Regions from separate parts of the Mus musculus genome. Here region 2 is linked to region 1. A link is a loop called in an ENCODE intact Hi-C map of the cell type or tissue named here. Cell type or tissue: heart. All regions are shown on one strand. Links, peaks and the distances in the headings refer to the core of each region. The heading gives the core; the rest is flanking DNA.

Region 1 (17,097 bases), core at 3,949-11,948:
TAGCTCCAAACTTTGTCTCTGTAACTCCTTCCATGGATATTTTATTTCGTATTCTGGGGAGGAATGAAGTATCCACACGTTAGTCTTCCTTCTTGATTTCCTTGTGTTTTGGAAGTTGTATCTTGGGTATTTTAGGTTTCTGGGCTAATATTCACTTATCAGTGAGTGCATATCAAGTGACTTCTTTTGTGATTGGGTTACCTCACTCAGGATGATATCGTCCAGATACATCCATTTGCCCAAGAATTTCATAAATTTCATTGTTTTTAATAGCTGAGTAGTACTCCATTGTATAAATGTACCACATTTTCTGTATCCATTCCTCTGTTGAGAGATACCTGGGTTATTTCCAGATTCTGGCTATTATAAATAGGGCTGCTATGAACATAGTAGAACATGTGTCCTTATTACCAGTTATAACATCTTCTGGGTATATGCCCAGGAGTGGTATTGCTGGATCTAGTGGTAGTACTATTTCCAGTTTTCTGAGGAACCACCAGACTGATTTCCAGAGTGGTTGTACCAGCTTGCAATCCCACCAGCAATGGTGGAGTTTTCGTCTTTCTCCACATCCTCGCCAGCATCTGCTGTCACCTGAATTTTTGATCCTAGTCATTCTGACTAGTGTGAGGTGGAATCTCAGGGTTGTTTTGGTTTGCATTTTCCTGATGATTAAGGATATGTAATTTATTTAAACTTTTTAGTTGCTTCTCAGCTATTTGATATTCCTGGATCAACTGGTGGTTAACATGTAGAAGAATGTGAATCAATTCATTCTTTTTTTTTTTAATTAGGTATTTTCTTCACTTACATTTCCAATGCTATCCCAAAAATCCCCCATACCCTCCCACGCCACTCCCCGACCGACCCACTCTCACTTCTTGGCCCTGGCTTTCCCCTGTACTGAGGCATATAAAGTTTGCAAGACCAATGGGCCTCTCTTTCCAATGATGGCCAACTAGGCCATCTTCTCCTACATATGCAGCTAGAGACACGAACCCGGAGGAAGGGGGATACTGGTTAGCTGATATTGTTGTTCCACCTATAGTATTGCAGAACCCTTTAGCTCCTTGGGTACTTTCTCTAGCTCATCCATTGGGGGCCATGTGATCCATCCAATAGCTGAGTGTGAGCATCCACTTCTGTGTTTACTAGGCCTCGCATAGCCTCACAAGAGACAGCTATATCTGGTCCTTTCAGCAAAATATTGCTAGTGTATGCAATGGTGTCAGTGTTTGGAGGCTGATTATGGGATGGATCCCTGGGTATGGCAGTCTCTAGATAATCCATCCTTTCGTCTCAGCTCCAAACTTTGTCTCTGTAACTCCTTACATGGGTGTTTTGTTCCCAATTCTAGGAAGGGGCAAAGTGTCCACACTTTGGTCTTCGTTCTTCATGTGTTTTGCAAATTGTATCTTGTATCTTGGGTATTCTAAGTTTCTGGGCTAATTTCCACTTATCAGTGAGTACATATCATGTGAGATCTTTTGTGATTGGGTTGCCTCATTCAGGATGATGCTCTCCAGGTCCATCCATTTGCCTAAGAATTTCATAAATTCATTCTTTTTAATAGCTGAGTAGTATTCCATTGTGTAGATGTACCACATATTCTGTATCCATTCCTCTGTTGAGGGGCATCTGTTTTCTTTCCAGCTTCTGGCTATTATGAATAAGGCTGCTATGAACATAGTGGAACATGTATCCTTCTTAGCAGTTTGAACATCTTCTGGATATATGCCCAGAAGAGGTATTGCGGGATCCTCTGGTAGTACTATGTCCAATTTTCTGAGGAACCGCCAGACTGATTTCCAGAGTGGATGTACAAGCTTGCAATCCCACCAACAATGGAGGAGTGTTCCTCTTTCTCCACATCCTCGCCAGCATCTGCTGTCACCTCAATTTTTGATCTTAGCCATTCTGACTGGTGTGAGGTGGAATCTCAGGGTTGCTTTGATTGGCATTTCCCTGATGATTAAGGATGCTGAACATTTTTTCAGGTGCTTCTCAGCCATTCGGTATTCCTCAGGTGAGACTTCTTTGTTTAGCTCTGAGTCTCATTTTTTAATGGGGTTATTTGATTTTCTGGAGACCACCTTCTTGAGTTCTTTATATATATTGGATATTAGTCCCCTATCTGATTTAGGATAAGTAAAGATCCTTTCCCAATCTCTTGGTGGCCTTTTTGTCTTATTGATGGTGTCTTTTCCCTTACAGAAGCTTTGCAATTTTATGAGGTCCCATTTGTCGATTCTCCATCTTACAGCACAAGCCATTGCTGTTCTATTCAGGAATTTTCCCCCTGTGCCCATATCTTCGAGGCTTTCCCCCACTTTCTCCTCTATAAGTTAGAGTGTCTCTGGTTTTATGTGGAGTTCCTTGATCCACTTAGATTTGACTTTAGTGCAAGGAGATAGGAATGGATCAATTCACATTCTTCTACATGATAACCACCAGTTGTGCCAGCACCATTTATTGAAAATGCTGTCTTTTTTTCACTGGATGGATTTAGCTCCCTTGTCAATGATCAAGTGACCATAAGTGTGTGGGTTCATTTCTGAGTCTTCAATTCTATTCCATTGGTCTACTTGTCTGTCACTATACCAGTACCCTGTAGTTTTTATCATAATTGCTCTGTAGTACACCTTTAGGTCAGGCATGGTGATTCCACCAGAGGTTCTTTTATCCTTGAGAAGAGTTTCTCCTATCCTAGGTTTTTTGTTATTCCAGATGAATTTGCAACTTGCCCTTTCTAATTAGTTGAAGAACTGAGTTGGAATTTTGATGGGGATTGCATTGAATCTGTAGATTGCTTTTGGTAAGATGGCCATTTTTACTATATTGATACTGCCAATCCATGAGCATGGGAGATATTTCCATCTTCTAAGATCTGCTTTAATTTCTTTCTTCAGAGACTTGAAGTTCTTATCGTACAGATCTTTCACTTCCTTGTTTGAGTTACGCCGAGGTATTTTATATTATTTGTGACTATTGTGAAGGATGTTGTTTCCCTAATTTCTCTCTCCGCTTGTTTATCCTTTGTGGAAAGTAAGGCCATTGACTTGTTTGAGTTAATTTTATATTCAGCTACTTCTCTGAAGCTGTTTATCAGGTTTTGAAGTTCTCTGGTAGAATTTTTTGGGTCACTTATATATACTATCATATCATCTGCAAAAACTGATATTTTGACTTCTTCCTTTCCAATTTGTATCCCCTTGATCTCCTTTTGTTGTCGAATTGCTCTGACTAGAATTTCAAGTACTTTATTGAATAGGTAGGGAGAAAGTGGGCAGCCTTGTCTAGTCCCTGTTTTTAGTGGGATTGCTTCCAGCTTCTCACCATTTACTTTGATGTTGGCTACTGGTTTGCTGTAGATTGCTTTTATCATGTTTAGGTATGGGCCTTGAATTCCTGATCTTTCCAAGACTTTTATCATGAATGGGTGTTGGATCTTGTTAAATGCTTTCTCAGCATCTAGCGAGATGATCATGTGGTTTTTGTCTTTGAGTTTGTTTATATAGTGGATTACGTTGATGGATTTTTGTATATTAAACCATCCCTGCATCCCTGGAATAAAACTTACTTGGTCAGGATGGATGATTTTTTTGATGTGTTCTTGGATTTGGTTAGCAAGAATTTTATTGAGGATTTTTTCATAGATATTCATAAGGCAAATTGGTGTGAAATTCTCTATCTTTGTTGGGTCTTTCTGTGGCTTAGGTATCAGACTAATTGTGGCTTCATAGAATGAATTGGGTAGAGTACCTTCTGCTTCTATTTTATGGAATAGTTTGTGAAGAACTGGAATTAGATCTTCTTTGAAGGTCTGATAGGACTCTGCACTAAACCCATCTGGTCCTGGACTTCTTTTGGTTGGGAGACTATTAATGACTGCTTCTATTTCTTTAGGGGATATAGGAATGTTTAGATCATTGACCAGATCCTGATTTAATTTGGGTACCTGGTATCTGTCTAGAAATTTGTCCATTTCATCCAGGTTTTCCAATTTTGTTGAGTATAGCCTTTTGTAGAAAGATCTGATGGTGTTTTGGATTTCTTCAGGATCTGTTGTTATGTCTCCTTTTTCATTCCTGATGTTGTTAATTAGGATGCTGTCTCTATGCCCTCTGGTGAATCTGACTAAGGGTTTATCTATCTTGTTGATTTTCTCAAAGAACCAGCTCCTCATTTGGTTGATACTTTGAATAGTTCTTCTTGTTTCCACTTGGTTGATTTCGCCCATGAGTTTGATTATTTCCTGCCAACTACTCCTCTTGGGTGAATTTACTTCCTTTTGTTCTAGAGCTTTAGGTGTGTTGTCAAGCTGCTATTGTGGGCTCTCTTTAGTTTCTTTTTGGAGGCACTCAGAGCTATGAATATTCCTCTTAGACATACTTTCATTATGTCCCATAAGTTTGGGTATATTGGAGCTTCATTTTCATTAAACTCTAAAAAGTCTTTAATTTCTTTCTATATTCCTTCCTTGACCAAGGTATCATTGAATAGAGTGTTGTTCAGTTTTCACGTGAATGCTGGCTTTCTATTATTTATGCTGTTATTGCAGATCAGCCTTAGTCCATGGTGATCTGATAGGATGCATGGGACAATTTCAATATTTTTGTATCTGTTGAGTATTGTTTTGTGAACAATTATATGGTCAATTTTGGAGAAGTTACCATGAGTTGCTGAGAAGAAGGTATATCCTTTTCTTTTAGGATAAAATGTTCTGTAGACATCTGTTAAATCCATTTGTTTCATAACTTCTGTTAGTTTCACTGTGTCCCTGTTTAGTTTCTGTTTCCACGATCTGTCCATTGATGAAAGTGATGTGTTGAAGTCTCCCACTATTATTGTGTGAGGTGCAATATGTGCTTTGAGTTTTACTAAAGTTTCTTTAATGAATGTGGCTGCCCTTGCATTTGGAATATAGATATTCAGAATTGAGAGTTCCTCATGGAGGATTTTATCTTTGATGAGTATGAAGTGTCCCTCTTTGTCTTTTTTGATAACTTTGGGTTGGAAGTCAATTTTATTCGATACTAGAATGTCTACTCCAGATTGTTTTTTCAGACCATTTGCTTGGAAAATTGTTTTCCAGCCCTTCACTCTGAGGTAGTGTCTGTCTTTTTCCCTGAGATGGGTTTCCTGTAAGCAGCAAAATGTTGGGTCCTGTTTGTGTAGACAGTCTTTTAGTCTATGTCTTTTTATTGGGGAATTGAGTCTATTGATATTAAGAGATATTAAGGAAAAGTAATTTTTGCTTCCTATTATTTTTGTTGTTAATTTTGGCCTTCTGTTCTTGTGGCTGTCTTCTTTTAAGTTTGTTTAAGGATTACTTTCTTGCTTTTTCTAAGACTTGGTTTCCGTCCTTGTATTGGTTTTTTTCTGTTATTATCCTTTGAATGGCTGGATTCATGGAAAGGCAATGTGTGAATTTGGTTTTGTCGTGGAATACGTTTGTTTCTCCATCTATGGTAATTGAAAGTTTGGCTGGGCATAGTAGCCTATGCTGGCATTTGTGTTCTCTTAGTGTGTGTATAACATCTGTCCAGGATCTTCTGGCTTTCATAGTCTCTGGTGAAAAGTCTGGTGTAATTCTGATAGGCCTGCCTTTATATGTTACTTGACCTTTTACCCTTACTGCTTTTAATATTCTATGTTTATTTAGTGCATTTTTTGTTCTGATTATTATGTGTCAGGAGGAATTTCTTTTCTGGTCCAGTCTTTTTGGAGTTCTGTAGGTTTCTTGTACGTTCACGGGCATCTCTTTCGTTAGGTTTGGGAAGTTTTATTCTATAATTTTTTGAAGATATTTGCTGGCCATTTAAGTTGAAAATCTTCATTGTCATCTATTCCTATTATCTGTAGGTTTGGTATTCTCATTGTGTCCTGGATTTCCTGGATGTTTTGAGTTAGGGTCTTTTTGCATTTTGCATTTTCTTTGATTGTTGTCCCGATGTTTTCTATGGAATCTTCTGCACCTGAGATTCTCTCTTCCATCTCTTGTATTGTGTTGCTGATGCTCGCATCTATGTTTTCAGATTTCATTCCTAGGGTTTCTGTCTCCAGCCTTGCCTCACTTTGGGTTTTCTTTATTGTGTCTACTCTTTTTAGGTCTAGCATGGTTTTGTTCATTTCCATCACCTGTTTGGATGTCTTTTCCTGTTTTTCTTTAAGGACTTGTAACTCTTTAGCAGTGTTCTCCTGTATTTCTTTAAGTGAGTTATTAAAGTCCTTCTTGATGTCCTCTGCCATCATCATGAGATATGCTTTTAAATCCGGGTCTAGCTTTTCGGGTGTGTTGGGGTTCCCAGGACTGGGTGAGGTGGGAGTGCTGCATTCTATTGATGGTGAGTGGTCTTGATTTCTGTTAGTAAGATTCTTACATTTGCCTTTCGCCATCTGTTAATCTCTGGAGTTAGTTGTTATAGTTGTCTTTGGTTACAGCTTATTCCTCTTGTGATTCTGTTAGCCTCTATCAGCAGACCTGGGAGACTAGCTCTCTCCTGAGTTTTAGTGGTCAAGGCACTCTCTGCAGGCAAGCTCTCCTCTTGCAGGGAAGGTGCACAGATATCTGGCATTCAGACCTGCCTCCTGGCAGAAGATGAAGGCCCAACACAGGGCCTGTCCCAGAAGCTGTTAGCTTCTGTAGTCCATACTCTCACCTGTGCAGACTAGTGTCAGAGGAACCTGGGAACCAAGAAAGTCCTCCTGGGTGAGGCGAATACCTCTCCTCTGGCAGATACATTCTCTTTCTCCATCTGCTCTTCATTTGTCTATTTTGGCTTTTCAAAAAAAATACTTGTTTATCATCATCATCACACACACACACACACACACACACACACACACACACACACATATATGTATATACATATCCAATATGTTAAAATTAATACTGTCATTTTCACCCAGGAAAGCATCAAAACAAATTCAATCCATCTAGAAACCTAAGGTTAAATCATAAATTACTTAGTGGTATGGTATTGGATATCTCTTGGGGATAGATAAAATTGACATTTTCCAGCAAAACCAAATGAAAAATCTTATTCATTTACAAAAGAAATTGACAAATAGGTATATTCAGTAAATCTTAAATATTTGTGGAGACATGGGGCCTTAGTCTATGAGGAATTTATAATTCAATTGAATTGGCATATAGCTAATATACTAAATTTTTAACTAAAATCATTGGCTAAAAAATTATTTATAACTGTTACTTCACTGTTTATTTATATTAAACCTGATTAGGGGTGGTGGTGGTGAATTTATCACCATGGTCTCATAATGCTTATGAATGGAGGATGCCCTCTACTGGTTAATCAGTTCAGTCAGGACAAAGAATGAAAATCCAAGGTGGAAGTAAGAGCTGACATTAAATCAATCATGAATATATTTTGTTACAGAAAGTCACTTATTTGATAAAACAATCATATTTTTAAACAAAATACTTATCTAGTATAAAATTGTAGGCCCATGTTACTTTTTATAATCTTTTAAAGAACACATACAGTATTTTCAAAGAATGAAATGCTTACTTAAGCACTGTTCATTTCTCTGAGACTGGACAAAGATGCACCCTCATTTAACTACCAGTCTAAACCAGGTATAGCACAGTCCCAGAATGCTCCAGGGAGTTATTTTTCTCTTGTCCATTTCCAGTGCCTATTCATCCTCACTCCTCTACTGCAGGTGACACCAATTTTCTTGTCTCTGTCATTGCCAGCAAATTCTGCCCTGACTAGGACCTGCAAGAAACTGAGGGATAGAATGTACATATTACCTCTCTGACATTTCTTTCTACTCAATATAGAAAGTCAGATTTATTCATGTTTTTAGGAGTATTCTGTCCTTCTGATAACTGAATACTTTTCATTATATGACCATATTGTTCAGATTTTTCTTTCAAAGAAAACAATGTTGATAGGATTGAGTTTGCAAGCTTCTTTCAAAGTGACTCATGGCTGAGGGGCCAAAAATGTTAGCATCCATAGGGCCCTGCTACACATGGGAAGTTCAGGTTAAAGTTTAGGCTGCTGTAAGACAGGAGAACTGTGAACTCAGGGATTTTATCTTTGTGATAGTCACCAGGGAAATTATGCCTTGTCTGGAGTCTTTAGATTTTTTTTGTAAGTCCCCTACTGAATAAATGAATACCACACATTGTAGAGGATACTCTACTAAGACTCAACTGATTGTAAACTCACTTACACTAGAAGGCTTCCATAGTAATATCTAACTTAATGTTTCAACAAATGGCTGGGTATCATAACCCAGTCAAACTGACATACAGAATTTAATCAGTGGTCACTTAGTTTATGGTATGAATTTAATAACTGGAGTTGCATCACCTAACACCTTAAGATATTAGTGTATTTAGAGATAAAATCTTTAACAATGTAAGTGAAAATAAAATATTTCATATTGGCCCTAATCTGATATTGAATATTATTGTTTTAAAAGGAAGATATTTGTTAACATAGGAAAGTGTGTGTGCACATGCATGTGCATGTGCATGCACACGCACACACATGCACAGAGTGTTGGGAGGCAGCACTGTGTGAACACGGGGGAGAGGACAGACATCTTCAGTTTTAGGACAGATGTCCTTAGAAGAAATGACTCTGTTGACATCTTAATCTTGAGCTGTTGTCCTTGAGTATTTTGTAGAAGTCACTGCTTATGAGACTCAGTCTGTATAGTAAGGGTTATATAGGTTCTAACAATTGTGACAAAAACTTCTTTGGCCAGTAAGCTACTTTTGATAATGTATATTTTCATTTCTCTTGACACAAAATTACTTCATATAAGAGCATTCGTTTAGTTTTATAATCTACTGTATTTTCCAAAATATTATATGAGTCCTCTAACTTCCATGACATTTACTTTCAATCTAGAAACTATTAAAGGGAAATAAACAGTTTCTAAGGCATTCTGCACAGTGTGATGAAATCTCAGGTCATTCTGCTCTGTCCTGCCTGGAATGTGAATCATCCCTTTGTCCGGCATTCTGTGCTGCACACACTACCCACCTATGAATCACTTATGTATTGCAGTGCTTACGTTTAAGAAAATCTTCATGTTTTTCTTTGTAATACCTCAGGAGATGTGATGCAATGACATCGGGAGATGAAAAGACAAAACTGTGGATGTATCATAGACAACTTATAAAGTGCTTTTTGAAAAGTAAAATGCTAAAAATTCTCCATAAAAGATATTAATCACACAGCCATGTTCCAAAGCTCTGCAGGACAATGTGATGCTTTGAGAGAGGGTCTACATTCACAGTTTCTTACTATTAATGTTCTATTTTATAATTAGCTGGGAAATTTTTATTGTGCCTAATTTGTAAAATTATACTTTGTCACTGGACTCTGTAGGAAACAAACAAACATCAACTGTATAGGATTCAGTATTCTACATGGCTTCAGACCTTCCACAGAGGTCTTGAAATATGCCCGGTCTCCTTGCTACCTTTGTGTGTCAGTAGAGGCTTGAGAGGTACAGGCAGCTTCCACCATGACTGTCACCTGATACCATCAACTCTAGTGGGTGTAAACCACCTCACTGTGGTTTCCATTTCATGCACTAATGATCCATGGTGGTGACCATCTTACCACATGATCAGTCTTGTCAGTTTAATTTTGTAGCATATCTGCTCAACTCTGAGGAGTACTCTAGTTCTGGATTACACACACACACACACACACACACACACACACACATGCACACGCACACACACATATAAAACATTATTCCCTCACAGTTTTGCAAACTAAGTTTTAAAGCCTGCTCTCAGGGTTATGATCTGGAGGTTCTGAAAGGCATCCTGTTTCCTGTTGCTCTCCTGGCTTCTAATGGTGGCCAGACCACATTCTACTAACATTCTTGACTAAGTGTTAATTTTTCCCTCTGTATGTCTATCTTGTCCTAAAGACCTAGTCATACTGGACTTGAGCTCACAGTATTACAAGATGACCTCATTTTGCTTGACTAATTAATTCTGAACAGATTGTGTGGTCAAACACAGTAACAGTCACAGTTTCTGGAGGCGAGGACTTCAGCATATTCATTCCAGGGATACAACCTGACACGTAAACCTGAAGTCACGAGGCTGAAAGGGTTTTAAAGATTGATGATTCCAGCCTTTATAATTTTGTCTATGACTCATCTTAATACACATATTTATATATAATATATTTGTAAGAATACAATATATAGTATAAAGATAAATAGTATAATTGTAAAAAAAAGTTTAATATTTTGACTACTTAACCAGTATCCAAAGAACCTTTTATCTAAAAAAGGCTGTTTATTCTATTATCTTAGAATATTTTTCAAAAATCCATTAGCAGTGTACAGAACTATCTGTGGACTATTCTCTGATTACTTGACATAATTACCTAGTTTCATACCAATATTAAGCTGCATTGACAACTGTAGTTTGCTATTGAGCTTGAGTCGCATAAGTCTTCACCTTTGTTCTTATATTTCAAGGAAGGATAGTTGGGATTATTTTCACTTAGTATAAATTTTGCAATTTTATAATTTAGTCCAAGAAATATAGAGAGAGTTGAAACTAGAGGTCAATTAGGTTGAAACTAGAGGTTACTTGGAGGAGGAACATATTTAAGTTATAGGTATAAATTATCCGTTTGTGTTGAGAGCAGCTGACATATTGGGTATAAACGTAATATTGAGAAGACAGTATGACAACATGACCATTTAGCAAAATAACAATAACAGCTCCCATTAAGTCAAATTACAAAGTCACTTCAAGGTAATTATACAAGTAATCTTGATTTATTAATTCTTAACAACTCCAGAACTAACTGTTAATTGTTTCAATTTTAAATAATATTAACTGAAATTCATTTGCTTTATTTCAAGAAAGTATATGATTCTAAAAAGGTTTTCTTTTTCCACTGTATTGAATATAGATTCTTTTCTTTAAGCATACAGTATTTGTTGATTAGAGTTTGTCTTTCCTCTACTACTCCCAGTTCTCCCTTACAGATCCTCTCTTACCCAGATCTACCTCATTTCTGTTTTTCATTAGAAAATCAACAATTCTGTAAGAAAAAAAAATCACATCAAATCAAATCAAATAAAATCAAGCACAATGGAATAAGAAAAACAAACAGAAGGAATAGAGCCAAGGGAAAGTACAAGAAACAGATGGAGACACAGAGACTCACTTGTTCAAACACTAAGGAATCCTATTAAAACACTGAGGTGGAAGCCATAATATATATGCAAAGGAACTTAGAGCAAAAGAGAGAAAAAAATACAATACAATAAAAATAAATATGATACAATTTTAAAAGGAAAAGACTGGATACTTCATCATGAGATAAGGAACCTCCAAAGTTGTTTGAGGTGAGTTTGTTTTCTGTTGGCCATCTACTGGGGGGGGGGGGGCAGGGACATGTGGCTTACCCTTAAGAGTTGTTTGCCAAGTGGGTATCCCTGGGATGAAACTAAATACTTATTTGCAAGTGGTTATTAATTGGAGATTGCTTCTGGGTTAGTGATGAAGACCCACTTCTCCTTTCTGATCTAGGACCCCTCTAGGTCTGGTGCAGAGCTATGCAGGTCCTGTGCATGGTGCCTCAGTCTCTGTCAGGTACATTGGTCCCATTGGGCTTAGAAGTTTGAGTTTTCTTGATGTCCTCCATCCCTCTGACTTTTACAGTCTTTCTTCCTCCTCTTCCCCAGCGCATAATGGAGACATAACATCACATTTAGGGATGACTGTTCCAAGGACTCTTACTCTTTGCATATTGTCTGGTTGAGGATCTCTGGTTGAGTTCCAGGACAGCCAGGGCTGTATAGAGAAACCCTGTCTCAAAAAAAAAAATAAGAAAGAAAGAAAAAGAGAGAGAGAGAGAGAGAGAGAGAGAGAGAGAGAGAGAGAGAGAGAGAGAGAGAGAGAGAAAAGAAAAGAAAACTTGTTCAATTTTTTATTTTTAGGTACTTATATCTATGAATTTGCTTCCTAAAACTATATTCAAGATGCCCCATAAGTATAGGTATATTGTGTATTAATGTTTGTTACTTTCTAGAAAGTCTATAATTTCTTTTTTAATTTCTGTCTTGACACCTTTTTAAATTCAGTAATGAGTTGTTCAGTTTCTATGAGCTTGCAGGCTTGCTGCTATTTCTGATGTTGAGATACATCAGGCTGAGGTGTTCAGGTAGGATCAAGTTATTTACATTTTCTTCTTAGTTTCAGGTGTTATTTCAATTTTCTTGTATCTGTTAAAATTTTTTTTGCGCTGGGTATGTGGTCAATTTTGGAGAAAGTTTCATTAGGTACTGAGAAGAGAGTAACATGTTCTGTAAATATCTTTTAAGTTCATTTGGTTTATCATGTCTATTAGCTTCAGAATTTCTCTGTTTAGTTTTTAGCTGGATGACCTGTCCATTGGTGAGAGTAGTGTACTGAAGTCTCCGACCATCAGTGTGCGAGGCTCTCTATTTGATTTGAGCACTAATAGTGTTTCTTTTATGAACGTGGGTGCCCTTGGTTTTGGGGAATAGATGTTAAGAATTGCACTGTTCTCTTAGAGGATTTTCCCTTAGAAGAGTATGTAGCAGCCCTCCCTATCGCTTCTGATAAGCTTTGGTTTGGTCTATATTTTCAGATATTAACATAGCTATACCAACTTGCTCTTTAGGTTCATTTGTTTGGATTATCTTTTTCCTTCCTTAACCCCTGAAGTTTTGTACATCTTTGATGCTAAGGTGTGTTTCTTGGATGCAGCAGGATGAATCCTGTTTTGTAATCTAGTCTGTTAATCTGTGTCTTTTTATTGACAAATTGAGACTACTGATGTTGAGAAATCCAATGAACATCGTTTGTTAATTTTTCTTATTTTGGTGGTGGTGGTAGTTACAGGCGACAGCAGCAGCGGTGGTGGTGGTGGTGGTGTGTGTGTGTGTGTGTGTGTGTGTGTGTGTGTGTGACAGAGAGAGAGAGAGAGAGAGAGAGAGAGAGAGAGATCCCCTCTTTTGTCCTTGGTAGTCTAAGATTTATAATTTATTCCCCTTGTTTTCATGGTTATAGTTAACCTCTTTAAGTTGGAATTTTCCTTCTGTAGGGCAGGAATTTTAGATATATATTGCTTAAATTTGGTTTTATTATAGAAAGTTTTATTCTGGAGAAATACTGTGATTTAAAGTTTTGCGGTGTATCTTAGTCTGGGTTGGCATTTGGAGTATGTCACACATCTGCCCATGCCCTTCTGGGCTTCAGAGTCTCGATTGAAAAGTCAAATTTTAATCAAAATAGTCTGCCTTTATATGTTACTTGGTCTTCCCCTCCTGCCTCATTTAATGTTCTTTCTTTGTTCCATACATTTAGTATTTTGATTAATATATGCCAGAGATAACTTTCTTTTCAGTTACAATCTATTAGGCATTCTGTATGCTTCTTGTACCTTGATAGGTATTTCCTTTCTTAGCCTAGGGAATTTTTTTTTTATAACCTGTTAAAAATATTTACTGTGCCTTTAACCTTGTTTTGTTTTTTTTTTTTTTCCTTTAATCCGATTATTCTTAGATTTGGTCTCTTCATACTGTCCCAGATTTACTGGATGCTTTGCATCATGATTTTTTTTTTTTAATTTAACACTTTCTTTCATTTATCTACCACATTTTCTATTGTGTCCTCAATGTTTGAGATTCTGTCTTACATCTTGCATTCTTTTTTTTTTTTCCCTGAGACAGGGTTTCTCTGTGTAGCCCTGGCTGTCCTCGAACTCACTTTTTAGACCAGGCTGGCCTCGAACTCAGAAATCCACCTGCCTCTGCCTCCCAAGTGCTGGGATTAAAGGCGTGCTTCACCACACCCGGCTACATCTTGTATTCTATGGGTGAATCTTGCTTCTGAGGTTCCTATTTGAATTCAGAGGTCTGTCAGTTTGGGTTTCGTTATTGATTATATTTACTTTCAGATCGTAAACTCTTTCTATTCATTTTCCCTTTACTATTTGTTTGTGTTTTCATAGATTTCTTTGAGAGATTTTACTTGTTTCCACTTTCTGATATTCATAGAGGTTATTTTAAGGTCCTGTTCTTTTCTTCAGCTATGTGGCAACTCTCAAGACTTACTGTAGTAAGGTTGTGGGGTTTTATTGGAGACAAACTGCCCTGGCTCTTATTGATTGTATTTTTATACTGGAATCTAAGCATTTGTGTTTGGAAACCTTGTAAATCTTTTTTTTTTTTTAATTTTTTTATTACGTATTTTCCTCAATTACATTTCCAATGCTATCCCAAAAGTCCCCCATACCCCCCCCACTCCCTTATCCATCCATTCCCACTTTTTTGGCCCTGGCGTTCCCCTGTACTGAGGCATATAAAGTTTGCATGTCCAATGGGCCTCTCTTTCCAGTGATGGCCGACTAGGTCATCTTTTGATACATATGCAGCTAGAGTCAAGAGCTCCGGGGTATTGCTTAGTTCATAATGTTGTTGCACCTACAGGGTTGCAGATCTCTTTAGCTCCTTGGATACTTTCTCTAGCTCCTCTATTGGGGGCCCTGTGATCCATCCAATAGTTGACTGTAAGCATCCACTTCTGTGTTTGCTAGGCCCCGGCCTAGTCTCACAAGAGACAGCTATATTAGGGTCTTTTCAGCAAACTCTTGCTAGTGTATGCAATGGTGTCATCGTTTGGAGGCTGATTATGGAATGGATCCCTGGATATGGCAGTCTCTAGATGGTCCATCCTTTTGTCTCAGCTCCAAACTTTGTCTCTGTAACTCCTTCCATGGGTGATTGTTCCCAATTCTAAGAAGGGGCAAAGTGTCCACACTCTGGTCTTCATTCTTCTTCAGTTTCATGTGTTTTGCAAATTGTATCTTATATCTTGGGTATTCTAAGTTTCTGGGCTATTATCCACTTATCAGTGAGTACATATCATTTGAGTTCTTTTGTGATTGTGTTACCTCACTCAGGATGATGTCCTCCACATTTAACCATTTGCCTAAGAATTTCATAAATTCATTCTTTTTAATAGCTCAGTAGTACTCCATTGTGTAAATGTACCATATAGTCTGTATCCATTCCTCTGTTGAGGGGCATCTGGGTTCATTCCAACTTCTGGCTATTATAAAAAAGGCTGCTATGAACATAATGGAGCATGTGTCCTTCTTACTGGTTGGGACATCTTCTGGATATATGCCCAGAAGAGGTATTGTGGGATACTCTGATAGGACTATGTCCAATTTTCTGAGGAACCACCAGACTGATTTCCAGAGTGGTTGTACAAGCTTGCAATCCCACCAACAATGGAGGAGTGTTCTTCTTTCTTCACATCCTCACCAGCATCTGCTGTCACCTGAATTTGGAATCTCAGGGTTGTTTTGATTTGCATTTCTCTGATGATTAAGGATGCTGAACAGTTTTTCAGGTGCTTCTCAGCCATTCAGTATTCCTCAGGTGAGAATTCTTTGTTTAGCTCTGAGCCCTATTTTTTAATGGGGTTATTTGATTTTCTGGAGTCTACCTTCTTGAGTTCCTTATATATATTGGACATTAGTCCCCTATCTGATTTAGGATAGGTAAAGATTGTTTCCCAATCTGTTGGTGGTCTTTTTGTCTTATTGACGGTGTCTTTTGCCTTATAGAAGCTTTGCAGTTTTATGAGGTCCCATTTGTCAATTCTTGATCTTACAGCACAAGCCATTGCAGTTCTATTCAGGAATTTTCCCCTGTGCCCATATCTTCAAGGCTTTCTCCCATTTTCTCCTCTGTAAGTTTTAGTGTCTCTGGTTTTATGTGGAGTTCCTTGATCCACTTAGATTTGACTTTAGTACAAGGAGATAGGAATGGATCAATTCGCAATCTTTTACATGATAACCACCAGTTGTGCCAGCACTATTTGTTGAAAATGCTGTCTTTCTTCCACTGGATGGTTTTAGCTCCCTTCTCAAAGATCAAGTGACCATAGGTGTGTGGGTTCATTTCTGGGTCTTCAATTCTGTTCCATTGGTCTACTTGTCTGTCAGTATACCATTACCATGTAGTTTTTCTCACAATTGCTCTGTAGTAAAGCTTTAGGTCAGGCATGGTGATTCCACCAGAGGTTCTTTTATCCTTGAGAAGAGTTTTTGCTATCCTAGGTTTTTTGTTATTCTAGATGAATTTACAGATTTCTCTTTCTAATTCATTTAAGAATTGAGTTGGAATTTTGATGGGGATTGCACTGAATCTGTAGATTGCTTTTGGCAAGATAGCCATTTTTACAATGTTGATACTGCCAATCCATGAGCATGGGAGATCTTTCCATCTTCTGAGATCTTCTTTAATTTCTTTTTTTCAGAGACTTGAAGTTCTTATCATACAGATCTTTCACTTCCTTAGTTAGAGTCATGCCAAGTTATTTTATATTATCTGTGACTACTGAGAAGGGTGTTGTTTCCCTAATTTCTTTCTCAGCCTGTTTATCCCTTGTGTACAGAAAGGTCATTGACTTGTTTGAGTTAATTTTATATCCCTCTACTTCACCAAAGCTGTTTATCAGGTTTAGGAGTTCTCTGGTTGAATTTTTAGGGTCACTTATATATACTATCATATCATCTGCAAAAAGTGATATTTTGACTTCTTTTTTTCCCATTTGTATCCTCTTGATCTTCTTTTGTTGTCGAATTGCTCTGCCTAGGACTTTAAGTACAATGTTGAATAGGTAGGGAGAAAGTGGGCAGCCTTGTCTAGTCCCTGATTTTAGTGGGATTGCTTCCAGCTTCTCACCATTTACTTTGATGTTGGCTACTGGTTTGCTGTAGATTGCTTTTATCATGTTTAGGTATGGGCCTTGAATTTCTGACCTTTCCAAGACTTTTATCATGAATGGGTGTTGGATCTTGTCGAATGCTTTTACAGCATCTAAGGAGATGATCATGCAGTTTTTGTCTTAGAATTTGTTTATATAATGGATTACATTGATGGATTTCCATATATTAAACCATCCCTGCATCCCTGGAATAAAGCCTACTTGGTCAGGATGGATGATTGTTTTAATGTGTTCTTGGATTCTGTTAGCAAGAATTTTATTGAGTATTTTTGCATCGATATTCATAAGGGAAATTTGTC
Region 2 (17,097 bases), core at 3,761-11,760, 110 kb before region 1:
AAACTTTCAAATACCATAGATGGAGAAACTAAAGTATTCCATGACAAAACCAAATTCACACATTATCTTTCCATGAATCCAGCCCTTCAAAGGATAAAAACAGAAAACAAAACAAAAAACAATACAAGGACAGAAACCACGCCCTAGAAAAAGCAAGAAAGTAATCCTTCAACAAACCTCAAAGAAGACAGCCACAAGAACAGAATGCCAACTCTAACAACAGAAATAATAGGAAGCAACAATTATTTTTCCTTAATATCTCTTAATACCAATGGGCTCAATTCCCCAATAAAAAGACATAGACTACCAGACTGGCTACACAAACAGGACCCAACATTTTGCTGCTTACAGGAAACCTATCTCAGGGAAAAAGACAGACAACCCTATATGTGGAACAACAATATGAACTAACCAGTACCCCCTGGAGCTGGTGTCTCTAGCTGCATATATATCAGATATGGCCTAGTTGGCCATCAGTGGAAAGAGAGGCCCATTGGTCTTGCAAACTTTATATGCCTCAGTACAGGGTAATGCCAGGACCAAGAAGTGGGAGTGGGTGTGTAGGAGAGTGGGGAGGGCATGGCATACTTTTGGGATAGCATTGGAAATGTAAATGAAGAAAATACCTAATAAAAAAAGAAAGAAAAAATCTTAGTGTCCAAGGTCTAAAATTTAGGAGTATCTAGGGAAGCCTAAAGACACACTCTGGGCATTCTATCTACACCAACAGCAGAGCCTGTGTTACATGCTCCTGTGAGAGGCTGCAGCATATATCACTCACATAATCTTTTGGTAATTGTTGATAAGACTAGAAGAGAAGTTACCAGTGAATTACTCCTTATATTCTGTTGTTTATAACACATCAGACAGATATTTGCTAGAAGTTCTCTCCTTTTGTAACAATGAAGAAGAAACGGATCTCATATCCTGATACAGTATGTGTCTTGCCATAATACACTAATAACCATCAAGAGAAGTAATAAGAAAACTGTTCTAGGATCCAACTGGAAATTTATTCAGCACTTCAGAACAGTGCAATACCCCAGAAGCACCATCAGGAGATGGCTGTTCCCTATGAAGGGTCTCATGAGAAAGTGTCAGTGATACCCATCTCTACCAATCCCATGCAGACATAGAGCAGACATGAAAAACAAGGCAATGAAACTCTAAAAGATGCAGCTCTTTAGCATCTCACTTAAAAATGTTGGACGGAATAATATTTTGGATAAACAATTTAGAAGAATGATTAAAAAAAAAATCGGTGAATTCCCTCAATGCCAAAAGTAGAAAATCTATTGAGTAAGGGTTAGAGGACAATAAAGGGTATGGATAAGAAATTCAACAAAGAGTTGGCATATTAGTTTTCATATTGGTGAAAAACAAAATAAAACAAACCAAATACATCTGACAAAATTAATAAAAATATTATTAACTGTGATAAGGAGAGATGATATAGTTTTATTTTATTACTCATTTACTTATTTGTTTATTTTGTGTATTATTTGAAGGGGTGCAGTCAACGATGGCCAGGAAGTTCTGGTGGCAGAAACAGGAGGTAGCTGGCCAAACTTAGTAACTAAGTTAGTAACTTAGTGACTTAACTGAGTTAGTAAGCAGACTGGTGGATGCTGATGCTTAGCTTTCTTCTCCTTTTTAGCCTATATTTAGGGTGGGACTTCTCAATTTAATTAGCCTAAGTCAGGCAACCTCTCAGAGTCATAGAGACTTGTATCCATGGTGATTCTAAATTCCCTTAAGCCGCCAATGATGATCAACTCCTACAGAGAGAGACCGTAAAAAAGAACCAAATAGGAAACTTGGAAGGATGGGGCTCAATGATCTAAATAAAGAAAAATCTCAGGCCATATACTTTATTCACAGTCTAGACAACTAAGGGAGAAGACTTGAGGTTGTGAAGATAGGTTGAAGGATTGGAACATTTAGAGAGAGCAAGAAAAAAATATGAACAGAATATGCAAGACCTCTGGGATGCATAAGATCAAAGATTGGTATAGAGGAAGGTTATATGACAGAAAAACACACTCCTCCATTGTTGGTGGGATTGTAAGCTTGTACAACCACTCTGGAAATCAGTCTGGCGGTTCCTCAAAAAATTGGACAAAGTACTACCGGAGGATCTCGCAGTACCTCTCCTGGGCATATATCCAGAAGGTGTTCCAACCGGTAAGAAGGACACATGCTCCACTATGTTCATAGCAGCCTTATTTATAACAGCCAGAAGCTGGAAAGAACCCAGATGCCCCTCAACAGAGGAATGGATACAGAAAATGTGGTACATTTACACAATGGAGTATTACTCAGCTATTAAAAACAATGAATTTATGAAATTCTTAGGCAAATGGATGGACCTGGAGGGCATCATCCTGAGTGAGGTAACCCAATCACAAAAGAACTCACACAATATGTACTCACTGATAAGTGGTTATTAGCCCAGAAATTCAGAATACCCAAGATATAAGATACAATTTGCTAAACGCATGAAACTCAAGAATAACGAAGACCAAAGTGTGGACACTTTGCCCCCTCTTAGAATTGGGAACAAAACACCCATGGAAGGAGTTACAGAGACAAAGTTTGGAGCTGTGACGAAAGAATGGACCATCTAGAGACTGCCATATCTGGGGATCCATCCCATAATCAGCTTCCAAACGCTGACACCATTGCATACACTAGCAAGATTTTGCTGAAAGGACCCATATATGGCTGTCTCTTGTTCGAGACTATGCCGGGGCCTGGCAAACACGGAAGTGGATGCTCACAGTCAGCTATTGGATGTATCACAGAGCCCCCAATGGAGGAGCTAGAGAAAGTACCCAAGGAGCTAAAGGGATCTGCAATCCTATAGGTGGAACAACAATATGAACTAACCAATACCCACCCCCCCCACCCCCCCACCCCCAGCTCGTGTCTCAAGCTGCATATGAATCAGAAGATGGCCTAGTCGGCCATCAGTGGAAAGAGAGGCCCATTGGTCGTGCAAACTTTATATGCCTCAGTACAGGGGAACGCCAGGGCCGAGAAGTGGGAATGGGTGGGTAGGGGAGTGGGTGAGGGAGCGTGTGGGGGACATTTGGGATAGCATTGGAAATGTAAATTAAATAAATACCCAATTTTAAAAAAGCATAGAAAATCAATTAGTGAAATAATAGAAAATTGCCCAAACTTTGGTAAGATGTCGGCAGCCAATTACTGGAGGGATTGGCTAAACAGAAAAGGTCAGAAGATAACCTTTGCTTTCAATTTTGTGGTTCAAATATGAAGAGTATAGAACGGGGAATGAATATTGAAGCCGCAAGCGAGAAGTTCCAATTCACTTATATCAGCAAAGCCATCAGGGTAAAAGCAGTTCCCAACAGAAACTCCAAAGTCCAGGAAACACTCAACGATGTATTTCAAGCCCTGGAAAAGAATGACATTACTATATCCAGAAAATTTATACTAAAAAAATAAGCTAAGAAGTAAAAATAGTCCAGAAAAATCACAAATCAAAGGAGCTAATGAGCACTTAGAAGATACATAAAGGAATTCTACATGCAGAAAGGAAGGATAAGCATGCCATGCAAGCAAAAGAAGGAATAAACTCGCCACAAGAAAGATGGCCAACTGATAATTTAGGAACAGCAAACTGTAGGAAAAACAATGAAATGTCAGGAAAAAGTCATACATGTCAATCATAACACTGCACATAAAAGATGAAGCGAAACCTACAGTCTGGTGGAAAAAGAAAACAAAAACAAATAAGATCTAATTGTTTGTTGCCTGCAAGAAATGCACACAGCAGGACCTGGGAAGATAGCTCAGTGGGCAAGAAAACTTGCTTCGCGTGCTGAGGACACATGTTCAATTCCCCAGCATCAATGTAAAAGTCTGAGTATGTCTGTGTGTGCCTTTAGCCCAGTTTTTAAGAGAGGAGATAGGTGGATTCCCTAAAGCTTACTTACTGTCCATGATGATAAATGCTCTGGTTCTTCTGCTTCGCATCCTCCCAGTGAGATTGGGTGTCAGTTGTACACCTAGTCATCACTTCACGATGGGAGTCTCGAGAAAAACATACAGCACCCACCCAAATCTGTGAAAATGGGGGATAGGAGAAAGTGCAAAAGGAACAAATTTGATAAGACTGGATGCTCATGGCAGTTGAATATGGTGCTGGCATGAAGGTGGGCTGCAGTTTCTCCCATCAGAGGAAGAGAGAGCTGCCAGTTCCATGTGGTGGCTCCTCCTCCTTCTTCCTTCCTACCTTTTCCTCTTCTCCCTCCTCCTTCTTTTTAGGAACCTGGAGTGATAACTTGGAAGATCATCCATCACAAGATCCGACTTATTCTCTTAACATTTCTATAGTGTTTAGTCTATTTTAATACAACTTAATTTTTCCTTCTGATCCCAGGATACGGAAAATCATTAAAAAAATGTGGGATGTGCTTTAAACATCTCAGTGTTTCTGCCTGAAAGCATGGACTATGGCACACAGAAGGAATCACTGCTGGTAGATGTATTAATTCATTATTTAATAATGAGATATTTTCAAGACTATGCTGGGTATGATCTGGGCTCTTTTTTTTAGGACCAACTATTGAAAGTAATTTTCCTGAACAGAATTAGCAAGTCTTCAAGCAAGGAATAGTCTGTGGTTCTTCACTGTACCTTGGTATTTCTTGCTACATCCATAATCATTTTAATTATTCTAATAATTCTGCTAAATATAAATCATAAACAATATATTTTTCAATTATTAATGAGGGAACATGCTTTACTTATTATATGTTTACAGTGAATAACTGTAAACCTTAAGTGAATGGCTAGATTTAAGCAAAATAGTGGTCTAGGAATGTAATCATATACTGGTCAATTGAAGCAGAGTGTTTCAGAACTGAAGTGGTACAGAATGTGATGAGGTCATATTGGTGTAAACTTAAACCACAGACTTTTCACTTTTTCACTTTCACCAGATAAACAACAGATCATTTGGGAGGAAAGAAAATATGCAAATCTTAAGAAATTATGATTCTCTTGCTCTCTGCATAAATAAAGAAGTTATAAGGTGATTGGACTAAATGATGTGACAACAGAGAAATTGACTACAACAATTCTTCATTTAAAAATATTATTAACTGTGCATATTATAATATTCCATTATCTGCTGAGGTGTAGCAGAGGCTTACTCTCAGGCTCGGGGCAGAGCCTACTGTAGAAGTAACTTCTGCTACACCATTGCATCCACCAGAATGCCTCTCCTGCCCAGTGCTGATATGATTGTGAGTTGTCTTTGGTAGCTGTATTGCCTATCTCTTGATATGTAACTTAGATTTTAGCTTCGTTTTATATCTTTGATTTGTGCTTTTAAACTTGGAACCATTGCCTACTACAAATTGCTTTAGTCTCTTGACATTTTTATATTGCGTTTGAGCCATCTAGGTTGCATCATAGGTCTTCCCTAAGTAGTAAGAATCCAAATTAAGGCATGGTGTCTTTAAGCATCTTGGGGGACTTAGATTCAAATTCCTAGCTAAATCTACTTCCAGTGATGGGTTTTGAAAGTAAATATGTATAAACAACTTTAAAGTATAATAAAATCCCCTTTGGTTTAATAATTCAACTTGAAAAGGTGAAATATATTCAAGCTATCATAGAAGATGTGTAGTAATATAAAAGCAAGATGCTTTGCAAATTCTTTTTTGTGTTATTCTTCAGCCCTTTAAAATATTTTTAAGAAGTTCACACTTTTTTTTTTATTATATCTAGCCTTCTTCTCAAACACAGACACACTTTTTCCCCATCTCCATCCATTGTCCATCTGGGTTTGTATCCCTTTAAAACAACCAAACCAATCCAAACCAATTCAAACCAACCTATCATTTTCAACTTGTGCTGCAAATGTACTCTTGGCTGTATGACTGTATTTGTTGATCTGGCCCACTGGCATGGTTGTCTTTAAGAGGCCACACCCTTAAAGAAAACGGACTCTCCATCTCCCAGCAATTATCACGTGTCAACAGCACCTCACTTAGAAGTAGGACTTCCTGTTTACCTCCCATTCCATTCTGGGATTTTTTTCTGGCTTGAAATTGCTCAGGTCTTGTGCATGTTGTCATAACTGCTGTATCTGAAAAACACTGCTTTCATATAGTCAACCATTGCCTCTGACTCATACATTCTCTTTGCCCCATTTTTACCATGATCCTTGAACCTTTGGATGAGGGTGTGTGACACAGATATCCCATTTAGGGCCGAGCATTCTAGTGTCTTATTTTGTGGACCATGCCCACTTGTGGAATATGTGTGTTAGTCATCACTTACTGAATAAAGAAGCTTCTCTGATGAGAGTTGAGTCATTAGGAGGTCGTGCAACACTGTGGGCATTTTACAGAAAAACAGTAGTAGGTTCTTCCCCAGAATCTAAGACCTGTCTAGCCATAGGGTTTGACTCAAATCACAATGCCCTCATGTAGACTGGGCCTTAAGTTCAAGTAGAAATTGATTGTTACACCTATAACATTTGTAGTCCTCTAATATCAATGGGTGTATCTTGCCAAGCTAATTGTAAAAGCTGGCAGGGTTCACAGCTCAGTAACATTTATGATTACTCTTCTCCTCTGATACCGTAGACAACATCTAACACTATAAAAGCTAGCCAGTAGGGATGAAACTTCAGGCCAGTAGCATTAGATTTATCCATGTTCTATGACTCAGGTATATGGAATCTTAAAAATAGGCTTTTACTTCAGGTTCTGGAGGCTAAATAATAACAATAGCCTATAATATTTAGGAGTTTATGGGATCACAGTGGTCCCATAAACTGTGGGTTGCCATGTAGGAGCTGAAAATTGATTTCAGGTTCGCTACTAAGAGCAGCCCGTGCTTCTCACTGCTGAAGCATTTTATAGCTCCACTCCTGGGATTATTGTTAGGTTGTGGTGTCTAGTAGGGGCATTATGAGATAATTTCACTTAAACTCATTATTTCTGTAGCTTTTACAGTAGTAGGTTGTCATGTGACATTTCTAAAAGGTCTTTACTGTTACTTATCATTGCCCATATTCCCTCATCTACTCACCCATGCCTGTCCCCATTCACTTTCATATTGCACAATTTTCCCCTTCCTCTGTATACCATTGAATTATACATCCATTTTCTTGAAGCTATGCCCCTTCATGCCCCTTGTTAGTTTCCAGATGCCTCTTGGTATTCCAAATGAGACTTACATATCTAAAGATTCAAGTTTAACATTCAGAACTGAGAAAAAAATGTGATGTTTTTCTTTCTGTGTCTAGGTTACCTTACTCCAAATAGTTTTGTCTATCTCCATCAATTTACCTATGAATTTAATAGTGTATTTTTCCTTAGTTGCTGAATAACAATTTTGCTTTAGGATATAAAGTCTTATGTTAAGATCCTTTATCCAGGAGTTGAGTTTTGTGCAGGCTGAGAGTAAAGAATTTAGTTTCATTCTTTTACACACAGCTATCCAGTTTGACCAGCATGATTTGTCAAAGATGCTCTTTTTTCTACAATGCTTATTGTTAGCCTCTTTGAAAAAAATCAGTCACCTGTAAGAGTATGGATTCATATATAGGTGTTTAACTTTACTCCACTGACTAACATGTCTGTTTTGATGACAGTGCCATGCTGTTTTTTTACTATTCTAGCTCTGTAGTGTTACTAGATGGTAGTAGCTACAACACTTTTTTCATTCTCAAGTTTTGTTTTGTTTTCTTGACTATTTTGTGTTTCTATATGTTTTTCAATTTCTGTGAAGAATTGTGCTGGAATTTTGTGTCAAATCTATAGATTGTTTTTGGTAGAATGACCATTTTCACAATATTACTCCTACCAGTTTGTGACCCCCCCCCCTTTCTGGTATTTTCAGGATTTCCCACACCCACTGTCCTGGCTGGTTTTGTGTGTCAACGAGACACAGTCTGGAGTTATCTCAGAGAAAGGAGCTTCAGTTGGGGAAGTGCCTCCATGAGATCCAGCTGTGGGGCAGTCTCTCAATAAGTGATCAAGGGGGTGAGGGCCCCTTGTGGGTGGTACCATCTCTGGGCTGGTAGTCTTGGGTTCTATAAGAAAGCAAACTGAGCAATCCAGGGAAAGCTAGCCAGTAAGTAACATCCCTCCATGGCCTCTACATCAGCTCCTGCTTCCTGACCTGTTTGAGTTCCAGTCCTGACTTCCTTTAGTGATGAACAGCAATGTGGAAGTGTAAGCTGAATAAACCCTTTCCTCCCCAACTTGCTTCTTGGTCATGATGTTTGTGCAGGAAAAGAAACCCTGACTAAGACATCCAGTATCTTAGTTTCCACTGCACAATATTTTTCTTTCTTATTTATTCTGATCAATTTTTCAAGGCTACTATGAATGTGATTGTCTCCTGATTTCACTTTTTTTCTTGGTTCTTTCTGTTCATACTTTTAAGTTAAGGAGCTACTGTGAAATACGTAGTCACATACTGAGAAATATTCTGCACAGAAAGTTCTGTATTTGTTGCTGCCTTAATTTGTAAGACAGTTTCATTAACATTGAGTATGGGAAATGACACATTTTTCCATTTGCATCATCCATGTTCAGTCTTAAAGGCATTTAACAAAAAGGATGGAATGACTCCTGTCTTTGATTAGTAATTCTTATTTCATAGGTATTGTTTAATCTACTTTGGAGAAATGTTACAATTTGGTGTAGGAGTGTGATATAGTTGTTTCCTGAGAGTCTCTGCCAGAGTGTGACAAATACAGAGGTGTATGCTCTCAGTCAACCATTGGACTGAGCACCAGGTCCCAAATGGAGGAGTTAGAGAAAGGAATGAAGGAGCTGAAGGAATTTGCAACAATATCAACCAACCAGACCCTGCTCCCCCCCCACCCCCACCCCCCTTAGCTCCCAGGGACTAAGCCACCAACCAAGGAGTACACATGGAGGGACGCATGGACCCAGCTGCACATGTAGCAGAGGATGTCCTTGTCAGGCATCAATGGGAGGAGAGGCCCTTGGTCCCTGAAGTCTCAATGGATGTTCCAGTGTAGGGGAATTCGAGGGTGGGGAAGTGAGTGGGTGGGTGGGTAGGGTAGTACCCTCATAGAAGCAGGGGGAGGGGAGGCAGGATAGGGGGTTTCAGGGGGAGTGGACCGGGAAAGGGGATAATATTTGAAATGTAAACAAAATCTCCAATAAAAAAATAAAAACCGTTTTTGAGTTTTTACTTGAATGAATGGAAATTGGCTCTACTTCACACGTTATTACATGTTTATGTAGATCATATCTTGCATTTCATATTACCTGGAATCCATGCATCCAGGATGATGTTTTTCTCTATAATGAATATGTGTGCTTAATATTTGGTTTTATTTCCAAATTTGGGTAGTTCTTTAACTTTACAACCTACTTAGACAAATACCAGCAGCATTCGCTTGATGTCCTGTGTGTCGTTGGATTGTTGTACTGTTCACTTGTAAGGGTCTGGTTTCTATTTAACATGACAGTAGCACTTAAAATAGGAGCACAATACCCTGTGTTTATATGGCCTGTAGTTCATCCTCATCAGATTTGAAGATGACTGCCTTGCAGTGCATTATAGAAAGGCTTTATGGGAAGTTACTCAATCTGGGCCTGGAAAATTTGATTAGGTTGTGCAGAAAGCAGGAAAAGTTATATTAGATAAAAGTAGAAGTTAATAAAGACTTGGAGATAGTGAAGTGAAGTTTTAGTCATGCACATACCAAGACTTGTGCAAAATTAGGTGGATGATCCAGTGAGATATTAAGCTAGGAAGGATACATGAACGGACAATGGGAGTTGTACAGTGAATGTCACCATGGGAGGGATTTTTAACTATTGAATTTTCCTATCTGACATCATACGAAATGAAATGTGTATGTGCATGTGTACGTGTTTGTGTGTCTATTTAGGAAATGAGAGATAATAGACTGTAAATAGTAAGAATTCTGTGAACTGGAAAGCAATGAGAGCCTGTGGTAAGTGCACCTAAAATGTCATGAATTTGAGAAAGTGGATACAGAAGGGATTTGAGAGAGAAATGGAGGAATGGTGTAAATATAGCGCTCATGTGAAATCTTCAAGTAATAAATAATAAACATTTAAAACTTTTAAATGAAATGTGTTATGTCAACCACAGACAGTAGAAGGAAGATGGATAGAATTTGTGTTGGTGTGACTAGAGATAATGAATGACATGGATTTACCAAGTTTTTCTTACCCTGTGGCCAGCAACAGGACAGAACACAGCCATATGAAGAACTAATTTGGATTCAGTCCCACAGAAACTGAAAATCTTTTCAAACCTGTTATACATGTTGTTCCTCACCATTGCTGCTCCCTGGTGTCTGAGAGCTTGAAGTGAAAACATGTACAGCAATTCCTTCTGGTCTGTGGGTTCTTTCAACTGACTGTTGAAAATTTTATCTAGGACAGGTGTATGAGGATATACAACTGCACAGGTTCCAGAAGATAGCTGACCCGTTCCTTCCACCCTATGGGGGGAAGTTGCTCTTGTAGGCACATTCTTTTCAGAAGGGTCTCAATTTCTTACTTAGAGGACATAAGAATTCAGTGGCTTAGGGAACTCCTCTGGTCAGTGGGTGGCAGTGTTTCACTGTATAAGGTGCATAGACTATATGGGCCTAATCATGATCCATCCTTAGAACCATGACTGCTCATTAATCTCTAGGTTCCCAGCCTCAGGCAATTAAATCATCTTCAGGAATACTTGATGTATCCTTTGAAATACAGATTCCCATACTGTAGTAGTTGCAGATTCTCATGTGATCAGTCTGGGATAGGGCCAGATAGATAAGGGTGTGTTTCAGCATTTATGGTAACTTTGAGAGAATTTAGTTTTTCTAAGTTTTAGTTTTCATCACATTGTTGTGAATATTACATGAGAAAATAAACCTGAATCTAAAATAGCTTTTCTTTCCCCTTTCAAAGATGCCACCATTTCTCATCAATTTGAAACCTGAATTAAAGAGCTTGTATAGCAGAAAGAAAACTAGTTAATTTTGTCCAACACAATAGAGAAAATATAGTACTAATTTGATAATACCATTATATTCCGAATAGACAGTAGAAAGTACAAGTCTCTTGCTTCAAATTTTTTTATCCTTTTTGAGATTATAATAGAAATAAAAATGTCTGCCTTTCCTCCCCCAAAATTCTGATATAGTATCCTTGTTCTAATCTCAAACTAATGGCATCTTTTTTTTTCATTAATTATTGTTACACACATAAATGTATAAGTATACACATTCCAAACTTAGGTCAACACAACATGTTCAGTGTGTACAATGGTACTTGTATGTATGTTTTCAGGGCTGATCATTTGGTATTGGATAACCAATTGGTGAGCTCTTCTCTGGATAAGAGTATTTCTCTCACTTTTAGCTTTCCTTAGTTACCTGTAGTTCTTTGTGTTGGGTTGAGACATGATGGGCTTTTCCTCATCCACTTTAACATGTGTAGTAACTACATTCAATTTTTTTTAATCAGAGCAAAAAAAAAATGCCAGAATCAAAATAGCAATAAAATAGGAGACATTTCTCTAAATATTGTAATATAGTGTCCACATTTATTATTGATACAATGATAATTTAATTTACAAATGTGTGACAGCTTCTTAGATTAAAAAAATAGTTAGGTTAAATATATAAATGTCTTCCTCCACTCCAAGCCAAATATAATTAAATAAACAAATAAAAAAACTCTTCATGTCAATAATAGCAACTGTTATTTGCGCTATATACTTTTGGACTGGTTATCCAAGGGAAGGAGATTGCAAGAGTTCAACACATTCTACACAACAGCACGCAGCATACATGTCTGCTGCCCTTGGAGTTTACAGCACAGAGTAATCCGTCTCATACACATTATTCACAGTTTCTGTGTTGCCAGAGTCAGCTGACCTTCCCATTTTGGAGGGTTGTTTGAATAGAGTCCCACTGTATTTCATGACAGTACCATAGTATCTCCTTCCATTGGCCTTGCCTTGTTCTTCTTGTTCATGCTTCCTCAAGTCTCTACCTGGATACCTTGTGTTAATCCTTTCTGAGTCATCTGTACTTCCACTGGGCCTCCTGAGCCACCCAAGTAGGCCAGGTTGGTCTGGCAGGCAGTCTCATTGGCATGTTCCTTCTGTCCTTGATACCATCTTTTAATTCCTGTCAGCCAGGAATCACTCACTTTAAAGTATTTGCCTGAAGGTCATTTAGAAGATTTAAGTAAATATTTGATTTCAGGAACCTGGGATAAGAATCTTTTTCCATGAGTGAATATATGACTTTTTGTGCTTCATCAAAAGATGTGGGAGTTGGTGTTTTAATCTTCTTGGCTGTCGATTCTCGAGTATGGAAGTCAATATTGATCTGAAAAGAACAATTTCTTAATTAATGTGCATTTGCAGTTTATCCTAAATTTTATTATACTATTAGTGTTCCAGAATCATCTTAAAATGGTTTACATTCTTATTTAGAATAGTTCAATTATATTCTGAATTGGTGTTCTAAGCCAGTCCTATAATAGGTATATGGGCTACAGAGAAATGCAACAAAAAGTGATTTTTCTTTCTGCATCTGCTTATGGTGTAATTGGGAGAAAGAAAATAAATAGGTATGAAAAATTAAATATCCCCAGAACATAGTCCATATATCACAATAGAAGGTCATAGGCATTTTAGGTTTACTGAATGGGAATATTGTCCTGGAAGATCAACACTGTAAGTAGCTGTACATGTTTTTGTTACTTTGATTGTGTGTGTTATTGGGGTCTGCATTTTATCCTTATCTGAGTTACAATAGCTCACTAAGGGTTCCTTAACATACAATCTGCCCTGCAATACCACATTCCATTCTCCATCCTACTAGGTTGGACAGTTTTGTAAAATCATTTTAGTCTCTCTACTAGATAGCTTTACAAATCCAGGGAATGGCTCCACTGAAGTGAATGGATAAATGAATATATTTGTCTATATGCAAAACTATGATACCACGGATTTCGTTGTAACCTATTTCTGTATGTAGGTAAAATTTACACACTCTGATACTAATGACAATGACTTTAATACTCACTTGTTTCACAGCATCTGAATGCACAAATGCTTTGTATATATTCTCTGCTTTGTTATGCAAAAGATCAGTCTCTGTTTTCTTATAGTCCTCACAAGCCAACCAGAATTCAATATTTTCCTCACTGAATTCAGACTTTAGAAATCTTCCAAAGACATTTTGACCTGCTAAAATAAGAGGGGTTTAGAAAATTGAGTCAGTAAAGGAATATGCTGCAGAAGAGATTTATAAGCAATCTTATAGCATTAATATATGCACAAAGGTACAAGTTGGCTACTGCTCAAACAGCTGTGCCATAATTTGTAGAGAAGCAGACATAGAAACTGTTACATGTGGAATCTGTCACCAAACAAACTGTCCACAGTCATATAATGTTTTGTGTGTTCACATAAATGTACTTTGCTTCCTCTTGTATTTAAAGTGACACTGAACTCTGCTGACTGTAGAACAATGTCATTACTTATAGGCACCAACATGTGAGCAAGAGTGTAGAGTCCTTTCTGCAAGGAAATGTTAATGATTTAGGGTATTAACATCGTTTGATGGTTAAAAATATAAATTCCTCATCCAAACCATGGTAGTTAGATAATGTTAGGATAGCTTGTCACCTGTATGTTTGGCACACTGATTTTACTTGCTAGTACCATTGAGATTTATATACCATTTGCTCAGCTTAATTGTAGAGTAAGTCTTGTTGTAATCATTGGGTCAAACTAAGCTAAATTTCTTCGACTTCCCAAGTAAGTTTCGTAGTGTCTTTCTACAAAGAGGGTAAACTTATTCCCGAGACCAAGCTGATTGTCTTCACTTCTGAATAAGATTCTAATCCCAATAGTGTTGCAATCCCACCATGGGGAATGGAGACTGGTTTCATTCATTTTTTTTTATTTCCTTCCATCAGAAAACCCCCACAAGCCTCTCTTGAGCTTATATTAAAACATGTATCATGCTGAATGCTTTCAGTGTTTACTTGGAATATCCAAGTGTCTTTAACGAAGTAATAGACTGTGTATTTGCATTTGAATCCTTGCTGTTTTTAAAATACCTTCCACGTAGGGTGGACAAATGAGAGTTAATAAGTATGTGGATGATAGACGACTAATTAAATAAACGAATCCTACTCTTTTCACTGAATGGTACAAAGTACATTTTAAGTACCTTTCAAAATAGCAATTCCAATGATGTGATATTTTCTTGGCTTTTAAAACTTTGAAGCTACAATGTACTTTTATTCACCTTTATTTTAATTTTTGAATGCTTATTATTATTTGATGTGTATATGTGTGTCTTCTTCTCCTTGCCCCTCTCCATGCAGAAGCGCCTGTGGACAGGTGCCCACAGAGGCCAGAGGAGGGCACAGGAGTTACAGGTAGATTGCTGTGAGACCAGTCCCTTGAGTGCAGGGAAACAGTCATCTTTAAGAGCAACAAGCAATCAGCCAACCAGCCAGCTCTCCAGCAACACAGCCTAATTTCAGTTTTGTTCTTGAATGCAAGAACACATGTAACTGTTTTGGCAGATTTGTCTAAAGGACAGTGATAAAAATCTAGTGCTATATTACTGAGTCATATTGTGAGGAAATTATGAATGATTCAAGAACTAAAATACTTCATTTTTGCATACTTGCTTTTCTTCCTTTGATAACATACATTAATCATCCATCCAACTTATTAAATTATCAAGCTGACCCCAAAACAATGGATAGATAGGAATACTTACTCTGGTTGGCAAGGAGTTTTTCCAGAGACTGAGACCACTGCATTACTTCTTCAGCAGAAAGTCTACAGTTAACAAAAATAATCTAAATTAATAAACTAGTTTTGGAAATCCCACTTGATTTAATAATGGCTACTACATATTGATAACTAAAATTTTTTGTTATGACTTCTATTATTACTTTTATGAATAAAGTTCCTTTTAATCACCATAGTTATGAAAAAAATCTGTCAAGACAGTTAAAATCTAAGTGGATAAATTAGAAAAACACAAATAGAAAACTGATGTGGACATATTAATAATTAATGTTCATTGGCTCTAATATGGGCTAATCTTGTTTGGCTTGTTACCTAAAAGAAATTAACTCCATTGCATGCAGTATTTTTATATGCCTTTTTAAAGTCCAAGGCTTCACTCAAGTCCCCTGCCCATCCCCCTGTCTCAACCTCCAAGTACTGGAATTACAAGAGTAAGCTGGCATGCCTAGACACATGAAGTATCAGTATCATTTGAAGACAACAGTTAGCTTCTAGGATGCTTAGACACTTAGAATATTTCAATATATTCAGTACATACATGTCTTTGGACTTGGCCGATTTCATCCCAGATTCCAGATGTGGGATCATCGATCTCAGGTATGTTTTCACGTCCATTCCACTACAAAAGACACCAAAAATTCATAATTCTCTACAAGAGTTCCCCTTATCTATGAAAAGAACATGAAGCAAACATATCTGAGGAGGAAGGTAATAATAAGACTAGCTAACACAATATTTTAGTATGTTAAAATAGAACTCATTTTTATGAACAACGTCTAGAAAGATTTCCCCAGACTTTCTGGTAACATGATTTATTTTCCAATAAAACTGACTCTCACTTATAAGTCACAGGAGGTAATTGCTCCGCTCTCCATAAACCAAATGCCAGCACTCACGTCCACTTATTCCTACTCCTTTGGCCATAAAAGATAATCAAAGAGACACACTGAAGGAACTTACAAAGTCTTTGGCCTTTTTTTCTGCTTTTTGTCGTCTAGAAGAGAATGGCTGTGTTCTTTCGAATCCTTTGGGCTAGCAGAAAAGAACATTCCTGGCATTTTGTTCAACCTTGGCATGGAGATGGCTGCCGCTCTCATGGTCTTCTCAAAACGAGTGAGTGTCTGTTAGTCTACGACTGCTGCTTTATATAGCGTAAGGCAGACAGGGCACTTGCTGTTCAGGGAGTCTGTTTATCAAGTGATGTTACCACAGGCACGGAAGTTCCTCCTTTCTTGGTGTGTCGTGACGTGTATCTTGAAGAAAAAAAAGTGTACAGGGATGTCTTGTGGTTGAAACTCAACTGAATGAGAGCAGGTCATTTGATTAGGAAGGCAGGAACAAAATTATGCACACACATGCACAAACACACACACACACACACACACACACACACACACACACACAGACACACACAGATATATAGAAGGGGGCCATACACATCTCTGGAGGAAAGGAAGTATCAGCCTTTAGTTTGAGTTAAAACTTTCTTTTTTTTTTCCCTTGAAAACTATATGTTCTGGTCAATGTTACATTTGCTATATTTTCTGTATCACGCAGAAATTCAACAGTAGAGTCCTATCCCTCCCTTCACCTTGATGCTTGGGGTAGTTCTGGAGTATAAAATCATCTGATCACAATGTTTTTTCTCCTTTCTTAAAAATTAAAAGTAGATTTCCTTGTCATATAGTATACTCTGATTACAGCCCCCCCCCTTTAGTTTCTTCTGGCTTCTTCACAATATTTTAAGAGTTCTTCACCACTGCCACCCATATGAAGCAGTATAAGATTAATGTTTTTTTTATACTGACTACTCTGTATCTATCTGGTAAGATGGAGACCTATGGGAGGCTGTCTACACCACTGTGGTGTCTGGAATCTTGCCCATCATTTCCATCACAAGGAACATTCTTGTTAGAATTTTCCAAGGTGTGTACAAAATATTCTACCAGTGACACATAAGATGACCTTAAGGAGCATTCTGTTTTTTAATGCTACTTCTATAATTAGACTATAAGTGATGTGTCACTGTAATTGTGTTCAATAATTAAGATGGCATGGTAAAATTAAAGAAAACCTATGAATAAAAGTGTACCTAACATACAGACCTTACATAATGATAAAGATACCAATCTTTAAAAATAAAGTATCTGAGGGAAAATTCAAAGTAAACTCAGAATTTGTTTGAATAAGTCAATCATTTGTACTAGTTAGGATATAATAATTGAATTTTTTGAAATATCTCCAGAGAGGAAA

What was found. Hi-C counts contacts between places; a loop is a spot of excess contacts. Peaks named below come from ENCODE experiments on the same cell type or tissue, not always from the same donor. Only the 100,000 strongest peaks of a DNase experiment are listed, where the experiment ranks them.
Region 2: a loop joins it to region 1, with 16 times the contacts of the local background. A loop is called at or near these places in 11 of 42 quality-filtered maps.

What each region holds. Positions count from the first base shown.
Region 1 is chr1:144,346,214-144,363,310 of GRCm38, forward strand. No RefSeq gene overlaps it. Among named protein-coding and RNA genes, the nearest start is that of Rgs1, 110 kb to the left of the region's middle. In heart, for the core only: a CTCF peak has its summit at 7,314 (motif pointing left); no DNase peak of the experiment used is centred there.
Region 2 is chr1:144,233,097-144,250,193 of GRCm38, forward strand. It overlaps Rgs1 (regulator of G-protein signaling 1), which reads right to left and starts at 16,008. Exons shown (of 5, transcript NM_015811.2): 1 at 15,805-16,008; 2 at 15,383-15,463; 3 at 14,810-14,871; 4 at 13,094-13,257; 5 at 11,573-12,391. The coding sequence starts at 15,941. The coding sequence ends at 12,206. In heart, for the core only: a CTCF peak has its summit at 10,588 (motif pointing right); no DNase peak of the experiment used is centred there.